Linked DNA regions of Homo sapiens: region 1 is linked to region 2. Evidence: chromatin loops called from intact Hi-C (ENCODE). Cell type or tissue: thyroid gland. All regions are shown on one strand. Links, peaks and the distances in the headings refer to the core of each region. The heading gives the core; the rest is flanking DNA.

Region 1 (11,536 bases), core at 1,672-9,671, 110 kb before region 2:
GAGAGGACATTCACTCCACAAAGACAGGCACAGAACGGAGTACAAAATACTAGCAGTGCCAGTGCCTGTGTTTGGGGACCAGATGTGGCTAGCACATCTGGCCAAGGAGGTCCAGCAGTGGGATCTTAGTACCTCTTGGTTCTGCTTCCAATGCAAACAATGTTCTGCAAGTCCTTCAAGTCAGTGTTATCTGATTACTCACATCCAATGGAAGAGCTTCTGCAGGTGAAGATCTGGGCCTCCCTTGGGCTGGACTTTTTAAACCAGACAGAGTCTTTGGGAATCATTATGCCCACAGATAGGCCTAGAAAAGGATTATGGACTTGTTCCAAGATGATGTCAGAGCAATGGTATTAAGTGGTGTAGGGGAACGCAGGTCACAGTATTCTACCACAGTGTGGAATTTGCAAAGAGAAGGGAAGCAAAAAGCAATGAAGAGGGAAAAGATGCATTCTTTCAGAGTTGCTGGAGAGCCCCTGCTGTGCTGACCCTAGGCTGAACCACAGCAGATTTTTAGGACAGGATAAGGACTTTATAGAGGCAAGCAATCAAAGCATAGGATGGGAAAGACACAACCTTAAATCAGGTAGGCAGTCTGGTCCTCTGTGAGGCAGCATGGTGTAATGGATAGAATACAGGTTTTTCCATACACAAGACATTGGAGCAGTCTCATAACTTCTCTGAGATTCAAATTCCTTACCTGTAACTTTGGAATAATGATGAATAATGATTTACAGTTATACCCAATAGTTAACAGTTATACCATTGGGTATAGCTGTAAATCTGAAATGGCTTAATGTCCAGCCACCGTATGTTAGTTTCCTTTCTCGTCTTCTCCAGTGAACACGGGTTCATGAAGGGATTGGACACTGGCATAAAAGAAACATGCTATGGCACAAGAAATACTTGGATAAATCAAGAAAATAGATGAGTCTAGGTTAAAGTATCAGAGAGAACTGGACAAAAATCAATACACAAAAGTCTGAGATGAACATTTTCAAAGAGGCAAGATAGGCTTCGGCGAGCAGGGCTCATCATCTCCCTAGGAACATTCCAGAAGAGAAACTACTCAATCCAAGTATCTGTGGCTGACTGAGATCTTATACTTGGGGTATCTGTGGGCTCCACTCTCTGGAATGAAACATCCGTGGTTTGGGATTAACTAAGATAGTTCTGGGTTTTCCTTGGGTTGTCATGGTCAGATTCTTTTCACTGAGTCAGTGGCTAGCTACTCTTTTGATGGGAGCAGCACATCGTTCAAATGGCTGCAGCATTGTGCCAAGCCTTTTGGGACATGGAGAAGGAGTTCTTGAGGACTGTGAGGATAGTGGACATGGCAAAGGGCGAATGGTTTGCATATAGCCGTCAAAAGCCACCAAAAAGCTCAAGCCAGCTCCTGTCCACCCTTGACCACTATCGCCTCTACACTCTAGTCAGGACAGCTCCCTGAACTTGATCAAATCAGAAAACTGGATGGAGATCATGTACTTTTTCCCACCATTCAGAGAGAATCTATGTTGACTCTGTAGTTTAACACTTAGGTTCTGTTGTAAATGGGCTCAGATCGTTGCTTGCTCCAAAGTAAGCCTCCTCCGTCTGACATTTTCAGCAAAATTTGGTTCACAAACAAAGGCCATAATGACTGTGTGGTAAGTGGGAAGAAAGAAAAAAAGCTAAGCCCGGACTCACCCAGGAGGGAACCAAAACATCTCTTGGGATGATGAGTCCATCCACAAACTGAACTAATTCAGACTGAACTTTTAAGTACTGGGGTTCAAGTGCAGGATTTCAAAGCCAAAGGTGACCACAAGAACCTGAGACACCCAAGCAAACCTGGGAGGCCACTGGACTTTCTACAAACTGAAAGAGGCAGAGCTAGAATGCTCAATCTTACCCGGATCTCAAGGGGCTTGTCGACCCCAGCTGACATCTAGATTACAGATGTATTGGTAAAATACGTGAAGTTCAGAAGGTATTCAGAGAAGGAAATGAAGATCTCGGAGGTTGGTGAGATGATCAGGAAAGGTAGTGTGTAAAAGACCCCAGAGCAAGTCTGGCACGCTGAATGGGAATGTGAGTAGGGGATGGGAAAGCAGGGGGCAGAGCATGCCACTCTGAAGCAAAGCCTGTAGAAAGTACAGGGGAAAGAAAGAGCTGGTGTGTGCTGGGACTCGGGGGACAGAGTGGGAGGAAACGAGGCTAGAGAAGAAAGCAGGGCAGGGAAGGGAAGACTTTGTATGCTACACTATGGAGCTTGGACTTGGTCCTGCCCTCCAGGGATGTGGTGTTAATTAAGGAGGCTGAGAGCACAGGTAGAGGTGAAAAGCAGAATATCTTCCAGTTTACCAGTGGTACAGAGCCGAGGCCTCTGGCTAACATTTTGAGATTCATTATTGGTAACATCCTTGTGTATCATGGGAATGTCTATCAACCTCCAGTCTGGAAGCATCTGCCATCTGGAGCATTAGAATCCCTGTTTGCTGAAGAGCTAGGTCTTGGCTCCTGTGGAACAGCTGCAGGTATCACAACGGATGCTGCCTACTGGGCCTGCCTCACTGAGGCAGCGTGGTGAGAGGGGAGCGTGGCAGGTCAACCCTGCATCCCTTACAGCACCAGAAAGTCCCAATAGCTCCTTCCCAAGAGGAACTTGACCTCTCATAATCACTGTATGTCCAAACACAATTACAAATAACAGAGAACACAGACGGGTCCTTTGAAACATATACATGTTGAGTTTTTAAAATATTAAGCTTAAGGGAAGTGGTGTAAGCGGTGGGGGAACAATCCTGCTGCTGTTAGAGCCATGGTCAATTTCTCCAACGTGTGCAGAGCCAATTAAGCAGAGCAGTAAAACTGTCATTCCCAGCACATAACCTACGAGTGCATCCCGGCTCCTCTGTTCCACGCGATGTACGTGCTGATGGCAAAAAAAAAAAACAGTTCTTTCCCCCAAAACCACTTCAGAGGCTGGGAGCAGAGGATGCCCCCTCCCAGGAAGCATGGCAGCTTGTGTGCACATGCTGGGGTTTGGCGGGGGGCGGTCATAATCAGAGATGCTTTTTGCCAGGCGAGATGATTACATACTAAATCTCTCATTTCCATGGCATCTGCTTTTCAGCCCAGCAGCTGGGCAGAGAGGACCAAACTACTAACCCCACTGCCTCTTTTCCACAAGATAGTTGCATACAGATCAATTCTGTGGGACTTTCTAGAGGCAGCCTGGTTGCCTTACCTGACCCAGATGAACCCAAAATACCAACACTGCCATATCTGAACTGATTATATGTCAGGACTAAGGAAAGACTTTATTAATTTATATTTATAATTATTCATTAAATGACTTTTTTAAGCCTCACAATGCTGTGAGCAAGGCAAGACTACCCCATTTGACCAATAAGGAAACCCAGGCTCATAGAGATCAAATCATTTGCCCAGGTAACACCATCAGTAAGTGGTAAGGATGGGCCTTCGCTTAGGTTTAACTGCACCTCATATCCACTATGCTTCTCTGCTTCCTGCAGGTAAAATAAGCCTCCCTGGGCTCACCAGGGAGGCCGGGAGGCAATAAGAGTGGTCAAAGGCAGAAGTCCATGGAGAGCTTTCACCCTTATATCAATTCCCTCCATACGCCCCTCCCCACATCCAGATTCAAGGGTGAGGCTTCCCATTCTTCTCAATACCCCTGGTGCCCATCAAAGTGTTGGGTTCTGGCAGGTGTTCCACCAATGCTTGGTCTCCAACAGGAGACCTATTTCCAGAGCTCCAGGGGAGGTGGCCTACTCTGCCAGAAGGGGTAGGACTGCTTCTTTTGGCAACCAAACTTTACTGCTGTGCTTAGTGGTGCTTGATCAGCTAAAATTCTTCACAGGATCCTGCTCAAGGCTGGGGGTGGGGAAAGGGGGGTGTAGAGAAGGCAAGGAAGAGCCTTCAAAGGCTTCATTTGAAACAAAGAAGCATCCCTTCATTGGCCTCAGCAGAGACAAAAGCGTATCTCAAAGAAACTCTAAGTAGGGGATATGACACTAAGGGAAAGCCAGATCTTGGCTTAGGGTAAACCCAGAAGCACTGTGCCCAGCCCAGCCTCAGGACAGGGTTGACACGCCCTCATCTTCCAGTGCTTCCTCTCTTCCCCCTGCCTTCTTCCATCATCTGGGACTGATAACAAATCATTCACGGGATGGGCATGTGCTTCCAATTAGATATTTCCCCAGCTAGGTCCTGTTTTCTTTATCTTGCAGGACTGAGCACATCGTGGGAACAGGCACTAAATTTCAGGTTTCCTCCCAGCTCATCCCTCCCCTTTCCTTTCCTATGTATGTGCATTTGTGTGACATTCAACCTAACTGAGAAGGGACCAGTTTGCCAGAGCAGTGGGTTTCCACTCTGACTTGGGCCTGGTGTTGTTAGGGAAAGCAGCCACTTTCTGCATGGCTACCAGAAGCGGTGACAAACTTGGGTTCCCTATTGTCCTCCTCCACCGAGTCTGGGTAACGTGTGGACTTGCTCTATGGAGAAGCACACTGCCATACGGTTTCTCCCCTCGCCAGCCAGGCAGAGCCTGACCTGGGTCTCCCCAAGTGTAAGCACTTCAGAAAACCAAACTCTAGGTTCGGCAGCTCAGTGGCTCACACCTGTAATCCCAGCGCCCTGGGAGGCCAAGGCGGGAGGATTGCTTGAGCCCAGGAGTTGGAGACCAGCCTAGGTAACATTGAGAGACCCCACCTTTAAAAAAAAAAAAAAAATTAGCTGGGTATGGAGGCATGTGCCTGTAGTCCTAGCTATGTGGGAGGATTGCTTGAGCCCAGGAAATCAAGGCCTCAGGGAGCCATGATAGCGCCATGATAGCGCCATGAGTCTAGGTTAAAGTATCAGAACTGGACAAAAATCAATACACAAGAGTCTGAGATGAACATTTTCAAAGTGCATCTGCACTCCAGCCTGGGTAACAGAGTGAGCAAGACCCTGTCTAAAAAAAGAAAAGTAAACTCTGGCTAGGAAAGGCACCTAGAGGCTAACACACTGGGGTAGCAAGTGAGCAGTTATTTTGTATGTATTTGTGATAAATGAAGACAGACATGAGTATGGATTTCCCTTTCCATACTCAATAAGAATATGTATTGAAATTGTAGAAGTACACTTCACTTGGATATCTCTGCAATCATTTAGGTAAGAATTATACAAAGCCAAAAAGCAAATAAAATATCCTCCTAACCCTATAGATATGTATACTAAAATGATGCACTTGCAAATTTGTTTAATACTTCATTAATTTAAACAAGAGTAAATTCATACTGTGAACCAAGAATAGGGTGACTCAATACTCAATAAGAATATGGAATTCAATGAAATATAAGAATAAGAATTCAATAAGAATTCAATGAAAAATAAATACCAGTCATAATAAGGAGATTCTACCCCAGCAGCAATTTCTGTTAGGATGCCACAAGGGCAGTGTGAGAGAAAAAGCCAAGAGTAGTGGTTGAAACGTAAGATTTTAAAAAGCAGCCTCAACAACCACAGAGATACCAGAATTGAAGGAGAGGGAAGAGAGTGTAGCACTGTGGTTATAGTGAAGGTTCTGAGTTAGACCACCTGTGTTCAAATCCTGGTTCGTCCATTTTTTATGTGTGTGGCCTTGGGCACAATGATGTAACTTCCTAAATTTTAGTTTCCTCATCTGTGAAATGGAGACAATAATATGACCTACCTCATGAAGCCTGGCATGAGGATGATATAAGATGACACATTTGAACTGGTGCGTTCAATAAATGTTAGCTGTTGATACCTTGAAAATAACAGTAGAAGCAATGATGCAACGTGATATAACTGGCTTTTCCCATACCATAGGATGGGTCCTCATAGGAGGCAGCAGACAGGTTGAAGTCTGAATTAAGAGAACTAGCTTGTGAGCAAGCCTGTTTTTTATTTTCAGGGAACTGAGGCGGTCTCCATGGCACCTAAGAGCATCCAGAAACAAAGACGAGACATAGCTGCCTTGCTGTTTTGTCTCCTCTGCCCAATATGGATTCATGCTCAAGTCTTTATAACTCAAGGGAAAACCAAACCCACATTAGTAATTTTAACAACAACAACAACAACAACAACACAAAGCACAAGACACATAAATGAGATGCAGGTGAGGTGGGATTAGGGCCAGGACGAAGCAGGAAGCAAACTCATCATAAAACCACTATAAAAACTATGTAGAAACTCACCTTTACCTAAATCAGAATGGAGTCTGATGACAAAGCAGTCAAAGCCAAAAGTCAAGAAAATGCGAAACGTCATGTACACCTCAATCTCACTTGCACTCTGTCACTTCCCCCACACACACTTGCAACAATCCCATGGCCACTTTCAAAGCTCTGCACCATGGGACCATTAGCCAAAGCACATTTAGTTTTCTCGAACTGCAAACATGAAACGAGGAGAGGACCAAAGGCAAACTCAGCCAGAACAGAGGGAACAATGGAACAGTGGGTTGGGATTAAACCATGCTTTGCAGGACACAGAGAAAGTCTAACCTAGAGATCTTTTTCTGACCCAGAGTGAAGCGGATGATTTTGCTTTGAGATGAGTCCTTGGATGATGCACTGCATGATAGGAAAGAAAAAAGTGGAAGAGCTGAATGAGGAGAGAGAAGATACATTAGACACACAAATCCTAAGAGTCTTCTGACAATGGGGATGTTGCTGTTTCTTTCCCCCCCTGCCCACTGTTTTCTATGACACACAGCTTTCTTTCTAGGTCTCAGTTTACTGATTTGATAGATTTCCAATGTGAAGAAACTGCTTTTAAGATTATCTAAGAATGCTTGTGTGTATGTATTCATGTGTGTGTTTCTTTAAACATCAAATGTCTTTCTTGCCTTAAGGCCTTATTCTCAAAATATGGGGTCCCTCACAAGTAAACAAACTTTATGCCTTTCTAAAGTATTGAGATGTTTCTATTTCACATGCTTGTTCTACTGGGGTGCTTTTCAGATGAATGTCCTCAGTATCCCATAAAGGTGACCCAAAACAAGATGTTTGCAAACCTATACCCAGATGTTGCTGGCCTTGGGGATTTTTGCTTTTAATGCTATAGAAATGACCATTTAATGCTTGTTAAACTCACTAAATTCTGTTTTTCTTGTACTATAAATTGGTACATATAAAGAATTTTAGTTAGGCTTAATAAAAGAAAAAGTTAAACTTATTTACTGCTTTCTGAAAGATAGAAATATTTATCTTTCTTGCATCCATACATCCTGTACCATGTTCATGAAAGGATCTGAGGTAAGAAATAATTTATTGGTTTTACTAGTCTTAGGCAGTGAAGAGACAGAGGAGAATAGAGAAAAATATAAAGTCATTTTCTGGATTATTCTTTAACAACTGAATACTGATTATCTGTGTAGACACAGATGGAGGAAAAAAAGCAAGTCCTGGAGACTATGCTCCTCTCCTGGACTCTAGACCAGTGGGGAATTTCACAGGGTGAAATGTGGATTAAGTTCTTGGCCACCATGTCAGTTATGAGATGAGCTAAGGGGAAGAAGCAAAGTGAGCCTCTATGAAGCTGTCATGGAAGATTTGCTCTGATTCCTTCATGCCAGTGGAGCAAAAAAAAATCTCAGATTTTCTTTGCCAACTTCCATAGCTCCTTTACCAGCAAACTTCATGGAATGTTGTCCAAGCTTTAGTATTTGCTACCCCCCAGGGGTGCTGAACCTAGATAGCTTCAAAATAGTTTTTAGGCAGAGTTCTAACAGAAAAACAAAACAAACCTGGCATGTGGGGGGTTTGCATCAACATTTGACATTAATAATCAAGCGTCCAAACCACTGCCCTTGGAATTTTGGTTATCAAAGATAGAATTTGGAGACCGAGCCACTGATGTAATTTTATCATTCTTAAATTTATAGCCAGAGTGTTAGCATGGGATAGCATATCCCTAGACCTTGAGAACAAGATTATCCTTTGGAAATACAATTAGAAAGTATCAGGATATAGTGAATAAAACCAGTCTTCTGCAGAAGTAACCCAACCTGGGCAAGATGAAGGGATGAGGACATACAGCAACTCCAAAGCCCGGTCTATGTCACCACTGTAGGGTCAGGGGGCCATGATGGCAGGACACTTTGTAGCTGGAATAAATGAATGTAAAAACCTGACTCAAGTAAGTTTGGCTCTTCTTTAGGTAAAGCACTCGTTAGTAGTAGGATGTTTTGGCTTACTGGGAGATGGGTGCTCTGACTGGAATATCTGGTTATTTTAAGAAAACAAACGCCTACCATGGAAATGGATGCCTCAGGTTAGCAAAGCTCAGTGACACAAGCCACTATTTCTCAATGCATGTTCCTTGGAACCCTATGCAGTGAGATGCTCTATAAAATAAGAAGAGTGACGTGGCCAAGTTTGTAGAATGCTCCTTTCTGTGTCACCACCTGTCTGAACATTCATAATGCATACCTGCTCTCCTGGGCTTCCTCATCTCAAAGAATAATACCACCACTTACTTAACTGTTCAAACCAGGAATCTAGGCTTTATCTGTGATTCCTCTCTTTCCATTATTCCCGAGAGTTAATCTGTTTGCAGGCCTCTTGGCTCAACCCCCTAAGGATTCAGAATTAGTCCATCTCCATTTTTGCTTCTATTACCTTGGCCCAACTCATCTGTAGGATTGCAAAGTCCTCTCAACTGAGGTCCTTCCTTCCATTCTTGCTCCTCCACAATCTCATTCTCCAAAGAGAAGCAAAGGTGGATTTTTTGACCTGCCAATCAGATCCAGTCTTTCTACTACTTTAAGACTTTCCCATGGCTTCCTGTCACCCTTAGAATGGAGTCCAAACCCTATCCAGTTTAACTGGTACTCTATGACGGGGCCTGAGTGCCACAGCAATGTGCAACTCCAGGGACCACAGGTCACACTGTCATCCACATAAATGGTAGCAGCCCTCTCTCCTTCCAAACTACCTTATCACTGATCCCTCTCCTCCCCTACTAAGCTATAATAACCTTGTTTATGCTCTTCCAACACACCAAGCTTACCCTTCATGTCCTGAGAGAGACCTTTCTATCAACCAAACCTAAATTAGCAACCCAGCCCCTCTGAATCCCATCATCTTATTATAATACTCACCACTATCTGATAGCTCCCTTTCCTGTTCATGTGCTTGTTTGCCTGCCTCCTCTAGGAGCATAGGAGAGCAGGCACCTCGGCAATCTCATTCATTCTTGACTCCCAAGTGCCTAGAACAGTGTCTGGCATGTGGGAGGCTTAATACCAATTAAATAAACAAATGCATATTGGCAGGTTCAAGGATCTCAGTAGACCTACAATGAGAGCCATATAGCAATTTAACCCAAATTATCTCCCAATATTTTCCCCCCACAGAACTGCAATATGACCCAAGTTAACATCCCAGGGAATGAGCACTCAGCAGAATGCAGTCTGGGAAATGACACCCTGATCATTTAAATAACCCATGTCCATCAGGGAAGCTCTGACTGGGAGTGACTCCCACTCAGGCAGTTCTCCAGGGAAAGGGTTTGGCAAATGGCTGATAAGGCTGTCTGTTCCTCATTGCTAGTCCAGGCATCTCTCCCACCCCACAAATTCCCACAATGCAAACTGGATATAAATAGATAATTAATTATGGGACCTGATTTGCATTACACCCATCAGTGCTGGTTTTAACATCATCACAACTGGGAAATAGCACTTCTCATGGGGAAAAAAGAAGGCTGTAACTGTCTAAAAGGCAGCAGCTGTGTTTGAGCGGCTTTGTGCTCTGTCCAACTAAATGGGTAATAAAAGGTATATCAAGGTGTGTGAGAAGCCTTATGATTATTAATGCTGGTGCTTTGGGGGAATGAAAAGAAAAGGCCATTACTCTTCAGCACATATTGGATGAAATCAAGCAATCAATCTGATCAGTGACATTTAGGGTTTATAGCTGAAGTCTTGTGGCTTAAAAGAAAACAGTATGAACTTTTCTGTAGAACTTGACCTCAAGTCAAAAACTCTAGTTCCTAAAGTCTTCCTTTTTTTTCTACCATTAAGACAAAAGTTTTACAGGGTGATGTTATTTCCACTGTAGCACAGTAGAGGGTAACTACAGTGGCAATTGGCTTGTACCTGGTGAGTATGACTGGCAAACGTCAGTCCCCCTGGGAACAAAATCCAGACCCCAACCCTGCAGATTACTCCTGCATTGTGGGACTCTCCCCATCTCAGTTCAACACAACACAGTCACATTTAATGGTAACTGCTCCCGTTAGGCGATACTGCCCCGCTCAGGGATGGCTGCCTCCTTCCCTTGCCACCTTTCTTTGGTGCCCTCTATATTTCTGTTCTGGCAAAGCAGAGGCATCCACAGGAATAGAACTTTTACCTCCACTAAGTAAAACTACTCTCATTTATAACAGTGAACATTCAGCTTGTAGGGAGACACACAAAAGGTGTTTGAAGTCTATTTTAGGGGCTGTTTATTGTCTACGAGCATGTGTGTAATAGGCCGGAGTAATAGCAGGAGCAGGTAATTAGCTTTGGCTGCTGGCAATTCTGACCTATAAAAGTATACATCTCTGCCAGACACAAGAAGGGCTCCTCACTGCATGCATTTCAAGGCCATGCTAATTTCCCACTAACCACCAGTAGCTCTCAGCATTGAAGAAGCACAAATGAAAAAGCCATACAGGATAGCCTAGAGATTGGTTGGGGTGGAGGAAGGTGCCTGAAAAACAGAACCATCAGTTGGCAAGGAGCCCCCACCTGGACTGCATTTCAGCTTGTGCTTTTGACTGCTGATGTGGCGCTGGCTGGTGAGGCTGGCACGGGGCTTGGGGAGTGACTGGCACCTGCTGCTGAGGGGTGCCAGCCTGGCACTGGGAGGGGGCCCCGGCCACCTGGGATACGGCGGGCGGCAGAGGTGAGGAGAGGTGCTGCTTCTGGGGCTGCTGCTGCTGCTGCTTGTATCGGGAGAGGCTGAAGAAGAGGCCTAGAATGGCCTTGAGGTTTCCATTCCTGATCTCTGCAAGACAATAAAGAGACTCTTGTCAGATGGGGAGCTCTTCTTCCTGTTCAATGGGCTGTTTCAGTCGGCACGTGAGTTTGATTTCTTTAGGATATGACAGGCTTCCTGAACACTTCATTGGTATCACAGGCAATTAAAATCAGGCCTATACCACAAAGAAATTAGCTTATTCTCGCCATTAGGATTGGAGTGGATACAGGAGGCAAGTGCAACTGGATGTCTGGTAGGTGCCAAGAGGAAATTCTCAGTAAGGACACCAATGAAAAAGCAAGCGTCTCGAGCAAGACCGTGCTTGTTCTACAGGCAGGGGATGGAGGAACTCTGGCACTGGGGGAAGCTCATGGGTCTTCACAGTGCACTTGGCTTCTGCCAAGTCCATGTTCTAAGCTTCAAGCCACAGTGAGTGTGCCAAGTGGCTGCTGTCCCACTCCATGATCTGCGCTCTGCTTTCCCCAGTCGTCCTACTCTCAAATACGTGGCTCTGTGTCCCCCATCTGCTGAACAGATAACTCTAA
Region 2 (11,536 bases), core at 1,393-9,392:
CTTTGGTTTCAATTCAGGAAAGTACATCAAGGCTATGAGGGCTCATTACCCACAGCGGAAATGCATATGGAACTATTCCTGTATATTCCAACCTGCTTTCTCAAGGAAAGAATGGAACTTCTTGCCCTTGAGATTTTGGGGAATTAGTAGAAAATGGACATGACTTCAGTACCTGGGAGATGGTCAAATCTATGCCAGTTACAATTAGTGGAAAGCAGGAGAAAGTCCTAGAAGTCCCTGAGAGTGGAAATGACCGTTGTTTTCTAGCTGAAGGTGGTAATACTTTCATGTGAGTGTTAATGAGCTTTAGTCAGGAAAAAAAACGGAAGTTGTTAAGATGGGAATCAGTCTATACGTGTAAAGAGCTGAAGCAAGCTGATGGATGTGTTAATTAGTTTGATAGTGGGAATCATTTCATAATGTATGCATAGATCAAATCATCACACTGTACACCTTAAATATATACAATTTTTATTTGGCAATTAAGCCTCCATAAAGTTAGGGATTAAAAAAAAAAAAGCTAAAGGAGCATTTGTCTTTTAAACACAGCACCTGGGAGCTCAGGAGTTCTGCAGGGCCCACAGCATCCTGGCCTTTGGGAGGGAGCAATATAACTACAGGGAAGCAGACAGAGCCCTTTAACCCACTGACCTCTTTTAATCTGCTTGTTAGCCTGGCTGTGGACAGGCCCAGGGGGTCTTTGACCAATGCCTCTCTGGGGAAAGGTCAAAGGTCAGGGGCACATTTCCCTCATCATCATTATTCTCAATTATTCTTCATGCAGAGCCACTTTCTCCTTCATTTTGAGGAAGAGCCCCCTTAAGTGTTTTCCAAGACGCTGAAGGGTGATGACCCAACCCATCCCCACTCTCCTCTCCACCTCCCTCCCAGGATGTCCCTGATCAAAGGGGCTAAGAGGGGATTGCAGTGAACAGAGAGGCCCCTCACAGAGAGAACTGCAGCAGTGAGCACAGGCATCTATACTGCACGCTCATGCAGACCCACCTCAGCAGCAGGCCCTGCAGCGCTCTAGGAGGCATCCAGGGTGTCTGATACAGCAGTTCAAGGTACAGCCTTTGCCATCAGACAAAGCAGCACTTCTAAAGTTACTAGCTCTGGAATCTTAGGCAAGTCATTTAACTCTCTGAGCCTTAATTTCTTTATCTGAATAATGGAGATAATAATAGTTTTTATTTCAGAGGATTGTAGAGAAGATGAAATAGAATCATACACATAAAGCTCAAAGTAAAGGTTCAACACATGTTAGCTATTAATATGATTTTAGCAGTAATTTAAAAAATCTTTTCTTGATGATAAATGTAACATATGAGCTTTGTACAAAACTAGAATATAAGGAAAAGTATAGACCAAAAACAAACAAACAAACAAACAAACAAAAAACAGTCCTGGTAACTTCCCCCCAAGAACTTGGCACTATTGACTTTTGGGAATGTTTCTGTTGAGTCTTTTCTCTGTGTGTGGAGAAATGCACACACTACTGGTTCATCTCGTCCGTCATCATATGAGCAACCATTCACTGACCACCAACTAATTGCAGAACGCTGAGCTCAAATCCGGATACATTTTTTTCCCTAATTTTTACTGTAATTCTGTGAGGTGCTGTAGTCTCAATTTACAATGAGAAAACCAAAGATCGAAGAGGTAAAGCAACTGGCCCATGTCACAAGGCAGTGGCTCCTGTGCAGAGCTCTGGCTACAGGTCTTTCTGACTGGACTACCTGCACTCCGTGCATTAGCACAGGCTGCCAGGGGGCCTCTCTCAGTGCCTTTCCTTTTGCCATTCTTGGACTCTACCACTCCTCAAATAATACCAGCTGCTCCATAAGTGGCCTCATTGTTTCTCCTTGCTCTGCCTAAGTCCAAAGAATTTAAAAGAAGGGAACTAGGGTGTGGAGGGAAGGTGGTAAGAATGTCAGAACCACCCACAGTATGCTCTGTGGCTGTGCCCCAAGCTTATCCCCTCCCAGTGGGTGCTTTGGACCTGGGCAGTCACCTCCTCTCACTTTCATCAAAGGCCTGTGACCCTGTCAGATGGGATTTGGACAGATGTAGGATCTACCAGCTACTGCCTTCTCTCCTAGGTGGGCAGGTGCATTTCTGACATTCCCCTGCAGAGATAACATATAAAGATGCAAGTTTTGCCTCTAATTACTCTGGGCCTTATTTTTGATCCAATTAGCCTTAAAATAGAACATGAAGCAAGACCTTTAATTCTACTATTCAAACAAAACAATGCATTTTCAAGCTGTGGGTTAACTGATTTCATGTTTATTGAAGTGCATCAGTGATAAAAGTTCGGGCACACACCTCTGGCCCCAGGCCTCATTCTGGAGCAGTTATTCACACACAATTGACTTCCAAGATGTTCCCAGGGAGCTCCTTCCTGCTGAGGGCTACTAATGATTCAAAGGTAAGAAAGGTTTGTTTTCCCAGGGCCCATTAGAAGAACCAACCATTCACCCAACAGTACAACGTAGAGTGGGGACAGATTATGTCTCATTTACCACTGAAGAAAATAATGATAGTTCCCATTTAACAGACAAACATGCTTCCAACTCTATGCTGGATCATGTTCCTGTATTATGCCATTTCATCTTTTCACAACCTGGGGAAAGAGAGTTGTAAAACAGCCTTTTACAAAAGAGGAAAACTGATTCAGGGATTAGTAAGTGGCAAGGCTGGAATTCAAACCAAGAATCATCTGCAAGCAAAATCTTTCACAACGAACACAGGCACCAAGGCTGTGCTCTGCACAAAACACACAACAAATAAAGGGTAAATTGATCAATCAATAAGTGAATGAACAAAATGCAAACTAATGATACTTCAGCTAATGATGTATCAGTGGTTTCTAGCATTCACAGAAAAGCTGAGGCTCATCACTGAGGATATCTGAGGCTATCTGGACGCCAAGACCCAGTCATGCCTCTTCCTGCCTGGGCTCTGGGGCAGTGGGATACACGGGACAGAAACTGCTACTCCCTCAGGGCTTCCCAGTTGCTTGAGCTCCCCTAGCCCTTCCTCCACCTCATGGGGAAAGGGTATTTTGGTGGACCATAACTACCTTGGGTGGTCCTCACAGTTAATTTGAAAAGTGAGACAGCTCTAAAGATTCAGGCAGACCCAATAAAGGCTGACCCCTGACCCTTGTTGAGGAAAGCTCCCTCCATAGACTAAACGGGCAGCAATATCGGAGTGGAGAAGACATCCCAGCCCTTACCATGGCCACCTGCCACCAAGCTCCAGAAGCCATCCCCTGGGAGGCTCCACGTTTTCCCTGCCTGGCAAATCATTCTTTTTCTTCTTTTTAAAAAAGCATTTAGGTTTGGCAACCTGACCCTATGCAGTTCAGATCGGGACCCAGCTTTCCTATGCTGCCTGTTAGAGTGGCATCTCAGGTACAGCTTGGAGAGAAATTATGTGAAACTCTGGCCTCTTCCACACCAGTCTGGTTGGAGAAAGATTCCAGGAAAGGATTAGGGAGCTGGAATCATGACATAGTATAGCAAAGGTGCATAACGTCTGCTAATGTTACAGCACATTAAATGAAGTTGTAAAATAGTAGCTTAAAGTTAGGCAGGCCAAACATAACACAAGAAGTATGAAAAGCAAGGTGCCATTTTTCCAACAAATAAGTTCATTATATGAAGACCCAGCTTTGGTTGATTTAGCATCTTGGTATCCAATGCAGCTGCTGTGACTTTCTTTTCTTTCTTTCTTTTTGTTTTTTTTGTGTTTTGTTTTTGTTTTTGTTTTTGTTTTTGGTAGCATCTTTAAAGACCTCACACCAGTAAGTATGCATTCCAGTTTATTAATCATACCTATTTCTTACTGAATCCTTTTTATATGCCAGGCAATCCACAAATATGATTTCTTATCCTGGCACTAGTTCTACAAGGTGGGAACTTGCTCCATTTTACCGAGAAGGAAACTAACATCCAAGGGGGTTAACCGACTTGGCCACAGCACTGGCTGACTTTAATGGGGGAATTATGGTCCCCGCCAGTTGAAACTATCCGATAAAAAAACAATTCACAAAAGCAAAACCCAGAGATTTCCGATCACATTTCCTCTTTGGGATGGAGAAACAACTCAGGCTTCTTTGGGCAGCAAGGAAAATCCTGCTATCCTCAGCTCTCCCGGGACTGATAGGCGGTTATTTTTGAAAACGGAGGAGGGAAAAAGTACCTGCACCCTGGATGGTTCTTTGCAAGCTTGAAAGAGAACTAAGCCATTGTGAGAGGCGGGAGGAGGACCCGGTGCATACTCACTCACTCGGGGCTCATGTATTCCCCACAGACAAGCCAAACCGCAGTAGAGATCAATAGCCATGTGCACCCCAAAGTATCAAGACACAATGGGGGCTCGGGGGACGCGGACCACGCTGTCCCGGGACAGGCTGTGAGGGCGCAGACATGCTCGTAGGAGACAATCCCAGCGTGTGCAATCCAAGAGAGCTCCAGGAATTCGTAGGTGGAAGGGACGGAGAGATAATGCAGCCCAGTCCCACCCCCCTTCAATGACTCACAACCAGAGACATACACACATCGACTTTCCTGGTTTAAACACACACACCTCCCCTGAGATCTAGCTTCAAAACAATAAGGGAAATACCAAGTGCGGAATGCATTTCAGGGGCTTTCCACCACCCGGGCCAGTTCCTAAAGGGGATGGGGGGCGGGGTGGGGGGTTAAAAAGTAGAGCAGCGCCCAGGGGGTGCGGTCTGCAATCCACCCTTACCAGCTTCATGGTGGTGTTATTCTGTTCCCAGCGCCACAGCATCACGCTCATCTTACTTCAGGGCGAGGAAGGAAGGGGCAGAGGAAAAAGGAGGAGGGGAAAAAAAAAAAAAGCCGAAGCACCTGCCCGCGCGCCCGGCAGGTCTGGCCGTCCAGTCCCGGGTCTCCTCTCGGCCGCGGCCCCTCCAGGCATCCCCGGCGCCCGCGGTCGCCTCGCCCCCGCCCCGGGGCCGCTGCTGCGCGCGGGGACCCTACCCTGGAGACCGGCGCCCGCGCTGCCCAGCTCTCGTGCCTCCCTCGCTCGCTCCCCGCCGGCCTCCCCGCCTCCGCCAAATCAAACAACTCGCCCTGTGTCCAAGCGCCCGCTCCTCGCAGCGCGGAGGCCGCTGGGGCCGCGGCGGCCGAGGGCGGGGTGGGGGGGGGGGTCGGCGGCTGGTGAGTTCCCCGCCCCCTAGCTGGCCCGCGGGCCGCCCCGCGTGGCACCCGGCGCTTCAGTGGGCCCTTCGCCACTGCCGCCGGTGGGCGCGAAGGGGGAAAGATGGTCGGAGTTGGTGGGAGGATACTTAACTATTTCGGGGAGGGCGTGGGTAGTAGGGAGAGCCTTGGGCAGAAGATGGGTAGGGGTGAGGCCGGGGGAAGGGGCTGTGGAGCGCAGTTCATGGCTCCCGGGTCCCCATGGGTTCTTAGCTCAGACACCAGCCGGCGCCTCACTATGCGCACTCATCTCCATCCGCATTTTCTTTCTGCACAGAACTCACGCAAGTTGACAGAGCCGCCTCCCCCTGGAGCAGTTGGAACTATGGCTGCAGGATGGATGCATTTCTGACCCCCACAACTCTAACCACACACACACACACACACACACACACACACACACACACACACATTTTCTGACCCCCACAACTCTAACCACACACACACACACACACACACACACACACCCCTGCCCCAGCCCACACGCTGCGTTCCCAGCAATATTTATTTCCTGCCACGTGAAGGACAGAGTTTGGGTATTTCCAAACACACCTTGCCTGGCCGCTGCTGGAGAAAGGCCATTCAAGGCCCTCTGGAGAGGAGGAGAGGTCAGGCAGCGACAGAGGAGGCAGCCTGTGGCCTTTATTTCCTCGTCTGCCTGCTCCACCTGCCACAGGCCCCGGGTGCCTTCCTTTGAGGACTGGGGACCTCCCCACCTTCCTGCCCAACCCTTGTCCTAGGTCCAGCATCCTCTCATCTGGCAGTGACCCTCCAGGGGTCCCCAGCAACTTTCGGTATCCTGAAAAGGCTCAAGAATCCTTCAGCTCCCCAAGGAAAGATGGCACTAGCCACCCAGACCTCGGAACTTGTTTCTGATTTGGGCAGCCATGACATCCTAGGATGGAAATCCTGGCTCTCCCCCACTGGCAGAGAGTTATAATGAGAAATCATGGATTGCTTTATTATATATTCATTTCCGTAGTCAAAACTGTTCATAATGAGGAAAGGTGATAAAATTGGTCCTAATCTTTTTCATTCTAATCTTTAAAACATGGCAATTAGATCAACTTGTCACCCTACCTAAACCTTTCAGGACTTGATTTCCTTTCAGAGTTTAAAAATCCCAGCTCTCTTCTATGACCTGCAACCTGGTCTCCCACCCTCTGGCCAGCTGTGTTGCAGCAACAGTGGTCTGCTTTCTTTTTCTCAAACACATCCAAATCATTCCTACCTCAGGACCTTTGCACGTGATAGTCCCACTCCCCGGAGCACTGTTTCCCCCTAGACTTGCCCATGGTCTCATGTCTAATGGCACCTCTTCAGGGAGACTTCTGACTCCTAATGTTGAAACTTCTCGTTCCCACACTCTCTTCCACTCCATTACTGTTGTCTCATCGTCATTGTTTTGCCTACTGAGTTAACTTAGCTAACCTGTATTCTTGTTTCTTTTCTGCCTTGTCCCACTAGACTACAAATTCCAACAACCTTGTCTGTTTTGTTTCCCTACTGTTCCCCAGTACCCAGAACAATGTGTGGCCCATAGTGGGAGCTCAGTAAATGTTTCCCAAATGAAAGGCTGTTGATGATTGTCCTAGTGTCCGTCCATGCAGCTTCCTCTACAGCTAGGACTGAGCCAGACCCAGGCAGCAGATCCCACATCCTGCCTCGGGCCCTAACTTAGACTGAATGACTACAAGAGGCCCTTCTATGTACATCTCTACACACATTTCTGAAGAATGAAACAGAGGCAGCAATATTTGCTGTCTCAAGGGAAGGGGCACAGGCTAGGACAACATATCAGAAATGAGAGAGCATGTGTCATTTGAAAAAGCATATTCTGTATTAAAATATATTTATATATTTGGAAAACAAATCCTAAAATAATTTTTCCAAAAATAAAGCTTGACAAATCTTATTGGCTAAGAGAGCAAAACACAAGATATCTCTATCACAGCTTTTTAAAGCCTAAAGTTCCTTGGAGTTGAGTGGCTGGATAAAGAATCCAAAATCCTGATTGTGTGAAAATACTGCAAGATCAGGGATTTATACATTTTCTGGGAAAACATCATTAGGTTCATTATACTTTCTAGGATAGCCACAACATTTACGATCTATACATCTGCAGAAAGTCATTGAATGAGCAACTAGTTTCCAATCTTTGCTGGAAAAAGGTGAAAAAATACCACTCATGGTACAAGGAGAGATGGGAAGGTGTGGAGGGAGATACAGAAGGTACCTGCCTCAGCTTTAATTAAAGAGAATAAAGCCTGTGACCTTTCCCTTCAGATCTCACACACCTTAGGTCATAGGTATTCTAGCTCATTTAGCAAACACTCCTTGAGCATCTACCATGATGCACTTACCCAGCTTTGCCGAGGGTGTTGAGAATCAGGGAGGATTCCTTGTCTGGGGTATGTGTCTCTCTCTGTGTGTATGTGTGTGTCCCTACCATGCACACACACAGTCTAGTAAGAAAATGGACAAATACACCAACAGTTGCAATGTAATGCAACAGGTGCTACAAAAGAGGCCTGTATAGTGTACAGCTGGGTCATAAAGAAAAAAGCTGGCTGAGCGCGGTAGCTCACACCTGTAATCCTAGCACTTTGGGAGGCCAAGGTGTGAGGATTGCTTGAGTCTAGGATTTCAAGACCAGACTGAACAACATAGTGAGACCTTGTCTCTACATAAAATTTTAAAAATTAGCCAGGTGTGATTGTGCATGCCTTAGTCCCAGCTACTTGGAAGGCTAAGGTGGGAGGATCATTTGTGCCCAGGAGTTCAAGGCTGCAATGAGCTATGATGGTTCCACTGTACTCCAGCCTGGGCAACAGAGTAAGACCTCCACAAACTCTGCAAAAAGAAAAGAACAATGCACAAGGCTGGGGAGCATGGAAGGACTTCACAGAGGTGATGCTGACCTGCTTCTGGCAGGTTTGACAAGAGGAGAGAAGCATCTCAGGAAGGTGGAATAGCATGTGCAAGGGTGTAGAGGGGTGAAAGTTCATGGCAGGTTCTGTGTGTTCACATCACATGGGGTTATTTGGTAGGCTGGGACAAGCAAGATTGCTGTAAAGGACACTCTATTCTTAATTCTTATAAATAGGGGAATGATTTGTCCAAGCTCCCATTTTAAGAAGACCTAGTAACAGCAAGAAGATAGCTTTAAAAAGGTAGAGACTGGAGGAAGGGAGACCAATTAGATGTCTGTTGAAATCATGCAGGGGATGGGTATGAGGACCCAAGCAAGAAGAGGTGAGTGGAAGAGATGCCTGATATCACCAGCATGATGGTACAGATGGTTCCAAAGGGTAATGGCTGTGAGTTCACAGGTGTCAGGACCCTGTAGATTTGCAGAGACAGAAGTGGCTTCTCACAACCTCCTCATCCACCAAACCCCTCCTACCACCTTTCTCCTTCCTCCTATTTCCATAATCTTCCACCAAGACCTTTGATGTGAAGTAGCGGAAAGAGATCAGTCTGTGTTGACCACATGGAACAATGCTTATGAAGGTCTGCCCTGAAGTGTGGTCTGGTGCCTTCCAGCTGTTGTCCTCTTTTTTCAGCTCATGGCTTTCTGACCCATCCCCTGGCCCTGACTGCCAGCTTAGCCTATCTCCCTGAGCATGACCATTCTTGAACTCTCATGGTAGCCACGAGGTAGGGTCCCAGTGTTCTGGTACTGTGGAGCCCCTGGTGGGGCTGACCCCTCAGAGTCTGGATCTGCCTTTCACTGAGTGGTGTCCTCTGTTCCAGACCTTTCCCGTCCCACCATACAAGAGACCTGTCCCACATCGTTCAATCACTCAACACTCCCATGTCTGCCTCCCATGCTTCTCTGAATTTTCAGCACCTGCCCAGCTATGGCAGCCACATGATAAATATCTCCTGAATGAAAGTTGGACTGTCCATCTTGCTCATCAAGGTGGAATGAAGAGGGGTTCAGGCCAGGAGGCAGGGTTGAGGCCTGGCATCCCAAAAGGTGCCACTGGTGTTTCCTTGAGCAAGAGCTACTCATCAGTGGACCTTCTTTTCTTCACTAAGAAACTGATGATCTATAAAGTTCCTTCTCACTCCTAAATTCTGCAAGCCCAGCCTCTGTCTGATAAACTAATTTGTGTCCAGCTGTTAATGGCTTAATGTATTTCCCAGATAACATATTTCAGTTTAACAGGGGTCTTCCACTCTTTCAGCCAAAGCAATGACTAATGGGAAAAAGCTCAGACACGGTGGGGGCCGGCCAGGGGAACTTCAGACAAAGTAGGCTCTCTAGACTGCTCCCATGCATGATGTGGGCTGACGCCTCTCCACCCACACATGAGGCAAGGCTGATGGGGGGATGTCAGCTTTTACATGGTCTTAAAATGACAAAAGAAGGATCAGAAGCACTGTGGCACCCCATGGGGAGGAGGGAATGAGCTAGATAGCTTGTCAGAGGGAGCCCATTTTGCCTCCAAATAGCTGGGCTTGAATATAAAAATACCACAGAAGAGCTTCACATTGCCTGCCGCATGAAAACCCTAGCCATAGTAGTGGCTATTTATTGAGCATGGTACTGGACACCTTTCACAGCAATACTGAAAATACCTCATCACAGCAATACTGAAAAGGATCCTTTTTGCTATTTTGCAGAGAAAGGCTCAGAGATGGAGAGTGATTGATCCTCTTCATCTGACTTGAAAGCCACCAAACAGGAGTAAAACTCAGGCCTCCCTGCCTGGTCCCCTATTTCTGCAGTTGTCTGCATTACTGTCATATTACATGCAGGAAATGAAACCCCAGAAATGCCATCTCTAGGATCATGAAGGCAAACTGTGTGCAGACATTTTTGCAAGTAGCTTAAAGACTTAGTCTCTTTCCTTCTCTGGGGGTACCCAGAGACCTTGGAAAGAAAGGAAGAAGATGTATAAAAATTAAAATAAAAAGCTTGTGGAAGTACACAGTTGGTAGGCTTTTCAGAACTTCAGAGTCGAATTTAAGAAAAGCACTAATCCTTCCTAGAGAAGAAAGGACTCCTGTCCACAAGCCAGCGACAAGGAAGGCCTGAGCACAAGAGGTGCCGTCTCCCCTCCACCAGCCTTGGAGGGGAGTAAGCCTCCTACCAAAAGGTCAGCCTTGGAACACTGGGGTCTGCAGGGGGTTGAAGGCTGTTGGAGGTTTTGAAAGTAAGATGTATGGCTTTCAGGAGGGCAAACACAATGTCACACTGACAAGCCTACGAATGAATGAATGAATGAATACGCCCCCAGAAAGGGCTGGGTTGGGCTAGCAAAGGATTTCTCTCCTTCCTCTCTTCCCTTTTCTTTTTTCTTGAGATAAAGAATTATGTAAAGGGATCTCCCCATTGCGCATACTAAATGCCACTGCATTTAGTATGTTCCCTTGACAGGGTTTAATTTGTCACTTCCTGGCTCCCCCGACAACTCAGATACTTTCTTCCTTCTAATGGGGGGGGTCAGATGAGGGTCAAGAATTTCTGGGTAGAGTAGTGTCTCCTATCACCCCTCCCAATGTCCCTGTGGGCTGCCTACTCCTCTGGAGTAGGTCATGTATGGTCACACCTCCATGCCTTTGCTCAGGCTGTTCCCTCAGCATGGAAGGTTTTTCCTTCCATTCTCTACCAATTGATATCACGTTGATCTTTCAAGACTCAGAGCAAAACTAACTGCTGGTGAATTCTCGGATCCTTTCCACTCATCAGAAGTATGTAAATGCTCTTAGTACTTTGTTTCTATCTCCTCTACGGCCTTTAAAACAGTACAACTCCTCTTATAGTAGGAGAGAGGTGCATTTCATTTGTTGTTATGGATGTAAGCAATGACATTAATATTATTACAACTGGATTATAAGTTGCTTAGGAACAGATACTCTATCTTATTCATCTTTGTGTACTCAGAATAGTACTGGGCTTATCATTGGTATAATTAAATAGAATTGACAGATTCAGTGTCAGGGCTATAGGGAATTTAAAGATCATCCCATCCTACTCCCTAATTTTCCAGAAGAATCTGAGTCCCCTAGATAGACCCCTTTCCACTGTACCATCAAAAATGTAATGAATATAAACTGCACTGAAACGGGAAGCCAAAAATACTAGGCATACAGGCATCTTGAGTGAGACCTCACGAAGAAATCAGAAATTCATGATGCCCTCACCAGGCTAAAGATTCACTTGTTTGCTGGGAATCTGGATATGTACTTGACATTTTCTTTTAAGTATTACCAGAAGGAGAGCTTTTGGAGAGTGAAGATTACGTGTCATTTCTCTCTATAGCCCTCAAAACGCTCGAAACATAGAAGGC

What was found. Peaks named below come from ENCODE experiments on the same cell type or tissue, not always from the same donor. Only the 100,000 strongest peaks of a DNase experiment are listed, where the experiment ranks them.
Region 1: it touches region 2 in a loop (1.9-fold over the local background); 7 of 110 quality-filtered maps call a loop at or near these places.

What each region holds. Positions count from the first base shown.
Region 1 is chr11:19,879,351-19,890,886 of GRCh38, reverse strand. It overlaps NAV2 (neuron navigator 2), which reads right to left. Exons shown (of 38, transcript NM_145117.5): 5 at 10,760-11,018. Among named protein-coding and RNA genes, the nearest start is that of NAV2-AS3, 96 kb to the left of the region's middle. In thyroid gland, for the core only: no CTCF peak of the experiment used is centred there; no DNase peak of the experiment used is centred there.
Region 2 is chr11:19,770,743-19,782,278 of GRCh38, reverse strand. The region is part of intron 1 of NAV2 (neuron navigator 2); the gene reads right to left. Among named protein-coding and RNA genes, the nearest start is that of MIR4694, 16 kb to the right of the region's middle. RefSeq lists a silencer at 4,897-5,046 and enhancers at 9,106-9,614, 9,615-10,122. In thyroid gland, for the core only: no CTCF peak of the experiment used is centred there; DNase peaks (open chromatin) are centred at 5,089 and 5,757; H3K4me3 peaks cover 1,410 bases.